Linked DNA regions of Homo sapiens: region 1 is linked to region 2. The links are chromatin contacts, found by Hi-C or POLR2A ChIA-PET in ENCODE. All regions are on one chromosome and are shown on one strand. Each heading gives the region's core, a stretch centred on a gene start or an enhancer-like site at or near the end of the contact. The rest is flanking DNA. Distances are from core to core; before and after follow the strand shown.

Region 1 (3,235 bases), core at 18-2,517, 37 kb before region 2:
CATGAATGATTTCAAGCTACCTACATGAAGTCACTGAACTTCATATTGAGCAAAGGATCAGAAGTGAAAGGAAAGGAATCGGAAAGGATACCTAGAAGGACATACCAACGAGATCAAAGGAAAACTAAGAGAGTGCTGTATTCTGAAAGCTAAGTTAATAAAGTGTTTCAAGGAGGGAGGGAGTGATCATATTAATGGAGAATATTAGTACTCACTAAATATCCATGTTTATTTCATTGATATGAACCTCCTTATGTTAGGTTGGTGTTGTGTGACTAGATTCTGGCTAATGGGGTGGATATCACAGTCCTTCCTGACTTTAAGTAATTAGAAGGAACCAAGGGCCAACCTACTGAAATAGAAGATTCCCCCGTGGCTAGCAAAGTTATATAAGACTCCAACAGACATTTTATGATGTCTACTGTGTCCTGGGCACAGTGCTACTCCCAAAGAATAAAACAGTGAGTAAAACAGGAATTTTGAAATGATTGTGTAGCAGTTATACTCTTGTTTCAAGTGTTTTCAAGTCACAAGACCATGTAGCTCAGTTCTATAAACAACTACTTTAACAGTGGCATATTCCCAAAGGATCATTCTTTATGGGTACCAGAGTATAGCAATACATGTATGTCCCTTCTCTTATTCCTTCTCTACATCAAGCAAACATAGCCCTAGGCACTGAAACATAGCCCCAGGCTTCTCTAGAAACTAATTTCTTCAGTGTTGAAGGCCATTGATCTCTACTGCTTTTTTGTTTTGCTATAGTGAGTCACATTGTACTTCAGTGCTGGCAGTGGTTAGGTCCTGTATCAGGTGAGATAAAAACACGAATACACTTGCACATTAATACATGAACATAAATGTACACAAAATTTCAATGGCCTCAAGTCACATAAAAATAGATTCATATTCATTAGTGTAGTGTATGAGGTCTGGAATGGACCCACCCAGAGTGTAGGCTTATCAGAATGGTGTCTGTATAGCTTACCAAATTCCACATGAGTAGAGCTAGAGGAAATCTGAGAGATCATTCAATCCAGTGTTTATCAAACATTCTTCTAGACACAATACATAGAACTATATTTTAAGACACACACATGCACACACAAAAACAGAAACACACACACACCTAACTGAAACAAAAGTCTCAGGAAAGAATATACCATGCAGAAGAGGACTCCAGTCTGCTGGCTGGGTCAGAGCCCAGCTGAGGCAGGCAGGGGATATAAGGAAGAACCAGCACCCCTTTCTCCTCAGGCACCCCTACACCCACACTAGGTCTCTCCTGATGAATTGAGGTGGACAGTGACCTCACAATGCACTTAAAGGGCAGGACAACTGACAGCATCCTATACAATGGACTGTGGAGCTGTGTCTGGGTGGCACTGTCTACAGCTTGTACCACCTTGGCTGGGTTTTCTTCTAGAAGAAGTGAGATCAAGAAGCCTGGTAGACCTGGGGAAGTTGTAAAAACATCAATGAATGCTGGCTTCTGTGAACACCAATAAAAAAAAAATGAAGCAGTGTGATATTTTCTATCCTGTCCTGTCCTAAGCTATCTTATCCTATGTTCCATCCCATCCCATCCCATCCCATCCCATCCCATCCCATTCCCTACTTTATCCCTTATCTTATCCTCTTTCCTTTCCAAGCATTGCCTGTTGCAACTGACTAAATTGACTTTATGTCCCACAAATGGCTCCAAATCACAGTGTGAAAATACTGTTTTAGACCAACCCCCTAATTTAATGGAAAGAAAAACTGAAGCTTAGCGACAACAAATAGTTTTTCAAGGTCACAGTTATTGCAGAGCTAGGACCAGAGCCTAGGTACCCTGGTCCAGAGGGTTTTGTTCTTATTGGAGGGCTATCTGCACCTCTCTTTGAATCTCTTGGAATAGGGAGATAAGGAGAAGAAGGAAACATAAATTGATGGCTATGCCCTGCCTTCTCCGTTCTGCTTATCCCTGGTCAAGGTTGCCAGAGAATTCAGGCCCTTCAGAGCCAGCTGAGATGTGCTGAATGCTAAGTGATTCCTCATCTGATTCCTTGCTCCAGAATACAGGGACTTGAAGACAGACTACATTTTTCCTGAGCGAGACAATTTGGTCTCAAGGGAAACCAAACTGTAGCACAGAATGTGAGGTGAGTTTGCCCTTGCCCTTTCATTTATCTTCCTTTAATCAAACAGACTAAACGTTTTCATTGGAAAGAGAAGATTGTTATCCTTGGCTTTCTTGTGTCTCCAGCAGTATTTTTCTTAGGAATGTGTTAATAGCTGTAAAAATTTTAACACGTCTTCAAGTGCCTCTCATGTTAGGAGATTCTTCTCAGTTGTGGGAAAAGTTGTTGTCAGATTGCCCAGTATTTAAGTGAAATCAAAATGTTTCTGACAGGTTGATTATGCTCTTTCTTCAAATGCCCTGTCTTTTCAGAGTATGCAGCCAGATGCTTCGGAGGGAGAGACATTTTTCTTGCCAATCCCGATTCCTTCAGTCCTCAATCACTCCCCAGAAAGTTAGGCTCAAAAGACGGTTAACTTCAGGAAAAGTTAAGAAAAGATTTGGGTGTTTTCAGTTTCAAGATAGTGTGGTGCTTGGCCCTTTTGTAAAGAGCTTATTTGCTCTGGTCACCAAACTTCTTTACCTTTATGTTTTGTTTAAAGAAACAAGAACATTTAAGTAACAAATATGGAGTGTGTTACGTAGAAGGCAGTTCCAGAAGAAGTTGAGAGCCAAATGTGCAAATATAGGAGGGAGATTCCTAAAAATTGCTGTTAAAGTTTTTGTTACCCCAAAATTTATTAATTATTTAATGGAAATAAAAGAGGAAAGGAGGAACATGAATTCATCTAAGATTACATATTCCTGAGTGTTACATTGAAAGAGAAAATTGGCTCTGAAAGTGGGATACCTTTGCTTTGAGAGAACAATTAAGCAAAGCCCTTCTTCCCCTGTCTGCCTTGCTGAGTTTTCTCTATGACGTTTCCTGTTCGAGTGTCCACATGCTTCCCTTCTAACACCTCCCCTTTCTTTCTTGTTCTACAGAGAGAGCAACAATAGGATGGAATGCATAAAATCCTTCCCCAGAGCAAGCTTCTCCCACTTCTTGAAAGGCTTTATTTTTATATAGCCTCTGGAAGCCAGACAAAGTATCACTTAGAAAGCGAGCCTCACAGGGCGGCTCTGGAGAGATCTGAAGGCTGCGTTCATAAGTTCAGAAAGAACAAAGTTTAT
Region 2 (3,612 bases), core at 286-2,785:
ATTTAAGTATTATTTTTAAATCAGGACTCCCACACTCCACAACAGATACTACTCATGTTACTTTTTCACTTGAATTTAGTCATGTCCTGTGTTCCGAAAAATATTGCATATATTTTACGATTTTAAATGACTAATGCCTGGGTTTATCTTTAGTACTTTATTATGTATTGAACTTGAGGTGTTTGTGGTGGGAGGAGGCCTAATTTGAGATATAAAATAGATAATTCCAAGTTGATTTCAGTCACAAAGCAGGCAACAGAAAGAACTGCCTCTTTGGTTTGGCCGTGCTATGGTCTGAATATTTGTGTCTCCCCAAAATCCATGTGTTAAAACCTGACCCCCAAGGTGATAGTGCTAAAAGGTAGAGCCCTTGGAGGTGATTAGGTCATGATTGCAGAGCCCTTGTGAATGGGATTAGTGCCCTTATAAAGGAGATTTGAGGGAGCCTTTTTGCCCTTTCCTCCATGTGAGACACATATCAGGTGCCATCTATGAGGAACGAGCTCTCACTAGACACTGAATATGCTGACTTTTTGATCCTGGACTTTTCAGTCTCCAAAACCATAAGCAATAAATTTCTCTGGTTTATAAGAACAGGTCTAAGGTATTTTGTTACAGAAGCCTGAATAGACTAAGGGAGGCCATTATACATGGCAATGATTGAGACTCTGAGACTCTGCCGTAGGGAGAAAGTGAAAAGAAAACATATTTCCTATTTGATAGTGTTCTCCAGATCCTATGAAAATAGAAAAGGAGGAAGTAGGTTTTAATGGGAATAGGAAGGTCATAAAGAAAGACATTTTGTGGGGAATGAAAGAGAAAGTTTAAGAACACTGCCAAGGTACGTTGAAAAATTCTCTTTTCTGTATCCTTTCAAATCTAGATGAGATCACCAACCAGCTGGTACTGTTTAGATGAAGAACTTGTTAGAGACAGAGATATGGGCAAAATGACCTGTTGAACCTTCCAGCCTTAGAGTTTTGTTAACATGAACTAGGAGTGTGAGATTTAACAAGTAAAGTTTTTCCTTTTGTTTCAGGTTAAATATATTGATTCCTGATTATTCAAAGATGTGCGTCAGTATTTGGGATTGGTTTGGATTTCCACTCATGGACAGATCCTAATAGTATAACCTGCAAGCATTCTGTGTGCAAGCTTTACTGGATAGATTGTTAATTGCATTTGCCAGCATGGCTCAAACGAGTCATGAATCTAATCAGAAGGCACGAGTCTATTTCAGAAAGTCCAGCTAGACCTTGTAAATTCTGGCAGCAGTAGTTGAGGTGTGATGCTAGAGGTTATATGAAAATACACTCTGTACCACTTTTAAAATGTATGAAAGTGAAAAAGAAACCATAAGTTTTTGACTAAATTAGAAAAAATATAAGTATTTTGTTCAGAGACCTATAAGATAAGGCAAGTCTACTTTGTTTTGTTAAGGCTATAGGATTTTTATGAGGCAGAAGATCTCATCAGTTTGCTAGTACCACAGATGGGGTTGCTTGGGACTGATTCAGAGAAAAATGTCTGGAATGGATCCAGATTTCAAGCGGGGGAAATAGCAGGAATTGCTTTCTTCTGACTATGTTCAGTGTTTTCAGTATAAATCACTTATCAGCCAGAGGTCCTTGTAACTTATGTACTAAGGTATTTTTTGTGTGTGGAAAAAACAGTAACAGGGGAAAAATTAACTAATCTCTTTAATAAAGCTCTGGTATTCAAAGTTCTTTTGGGCACAATTGCCAATATTTTCACCACCCAAGATGAGGTGAACTAGCAAGTCCATTGGGCCTCATGGTCTTATATTCTTACAACTGAGATGACAGCTGTCACTCACATGCAAAATCTCCTATTGCCATAATATCCCCTGTGTTATCACTGTGCTTGAAAATAAACAAATTCCAAACTGGAAGGGTTTGGCTTAATTAATAATAAGATTTTAGGGCTTTATACTGGTGTGAAATTACCCGGGGCTATTCCAAAAACACCCTAGACACTATCCTTCTTTTTCTGGAACTGATTTTTCTCAGGATTTCTCTTTGGCAGCTACTTAGGCTAAGATTGCTTGGGTGCTCTTTGGCCTGGAGAAGTCTATGTTTTGGTTGGTCTCATCTACCAAAAAAGGCCTCTTATCTCTGAAACTATTTCAACTCTTCCCAAGAATTTAGACCTAATAGTAGGGTGTCTTCTGACGACCTTACCTAAAGTACTAGAAGGGTGAATAAATCACTGTAGCAAGTGTCTGGTAGACACAGCCACATGCTTCTTGGGAGCCAACTGCTGCAGGTATTTGTCTCTAGCTGAAAGCAAAACCAAACTTGCTGATTGGCTGGGAAAGAAGGCAGGAAGCAGATAAGAACTTGACCTCAGGCTTGGTGTCCAGGAAGGGCCTTCATGATGGTGCCACACTGCTCTGAATGTTTCAGCTGATGGTAGGCATTTAGTCCTTGGCAGGTGTTCACCTACCCAGGCAAAACAAATCCCAGTGTCAGCTCTCTTTTGCATTGCATGCTGAAAAGTACTGTAGTAGATTTCACAGGAGGACTCTGTTCTCTGAACTGTAAAGAATAATTGGAATTATCTTAGGGGGAAGAAAAAAGAGAGGCCCTGAGAAAGAAGTTCATGAAAATGGAAGTGCTAGTTCTAGAAGAAATCTCAAATCTTATGTTTTGTTTAATATGCCATACTTGCCTCATAATGGGTGGAGAGTAGAACTGTGGCCCAGGTAGACATGACGTCCTCCTCATCATAGGAATTGTTTTTTAAACATCCCCTATTTGCAAGGAACTTTGGTAACAGAAAGTTGTGAGAACCAGTCCCAGTTCTCAAGGAAACAGACTAGAGGAGGATGGCTAACAACAGTGGAAGCTGGAAGGAAAAATGGAATTGGACAAGGCAGGAATCGGTGAGCTCTTAATATGTGAGACCATGTTTCTCTCAAGCAGAGAGAAGGCAGTTTAAGTGTGAGTTTAAAAAGTGCCCATAAAACTTATGGTTTTATTCTTTGTTTTATTCTGCCTTTAATTTTAAGGAAAATTACCTGTGTGGACTATGATGGCAGAGAAAGGTGATTATTGATTCATTTACTGAATAACCCTTTGGTTTTCACATTTGAGTGGTGTTAGAATAGGAAAATAGAACAAAGTCCACATAACCTGACTTAGTTTTCAGGAATCTGTTATTAGAATATTTGAGTTTAACTGGCTTATGCAATTAATTTCCTCTGCTTTTAATGACTTAAAAATTCTTCAGATGCACTGTCTTTTACATTTTTATTCTCGATGACATACTGTATTACATTGGTCTACTCTAAATCCCATCTGGACTGAGTCAAGAGGGGTTCCATATGAGTGGATCAATTATTCATTACATATTGAAAATGGCTACTTTATATGAATGCTGCAGCCCTATAAGTCCTGCATAAAATTTAAATGATTCTATTGACTCCTAATTAGCAATTACTTTTATCAAAAGGAGGATTACAAAAGATATATGCTATAGTCTGAATGTTTGCATTCCTCCGTTATTTATATGTTGAAAGCTAATCAGAAATGTGGGTGGTAGGGCCTTTGGAAGGTGATTAGGTCATGAGGGTGGAGCCCTCATTAATGG

The links. Hi-C counts contacts between places; a loop is a spot of excess contacts on that map. ChIA-PET counts read pairs that join two places held with the same protein, here RNA polymerase II (POLR2A). Pooled maps may share reads with other maps.
Region 1: a map of ascending aorta shows a loop between it and region 2 (2.3-fold over the local background). The contact joins the promoter of TBX18-AS1 here to the enhancer-like site in region 2. A Hi-C loop is called at or near these places in 3 of 168 maps with a recorded cell type or tissue (IMR-90, ascending aorta and endothelial cell of hepatic sinusoid) and 5 of 50 pooled maps. POLR2A ChIA-PET finds 5 or more read pairs at or near these places in 3 of 52 experiments (K562, OCI-LY7 and activated CD4-positive, alpha-beta T cell).

What each region holds. Positions count from the first base shown.
Region 1 is chr6:84,687,490-84,690,724 of GRCh38, reverse strand. It overlaps TBX18-AS1 (TBX18 antisense RNA 1), which reads right to left and starts at 1,267. Exons shown (of 3, transcript NR_125877.1): 1 at 1,164-1,267.
Region 2 is chr6:84,650,497-84,654,108 of GRCh38, reverse strand. No RefSeq gene overlaps it. Among named protein-coding and RNA genes, the nearest start is that of TBX18-AS1, 37 kb to the left of the region's middle. Within about 2 kb of position 1,535, at least 2 of the 41 ENCODE cell types and tissues checked have a DNase peak (open chromatin) inside an H3K27ac peak, as active enhancers do; they include ascending aorta, where a contact is called at or near this core.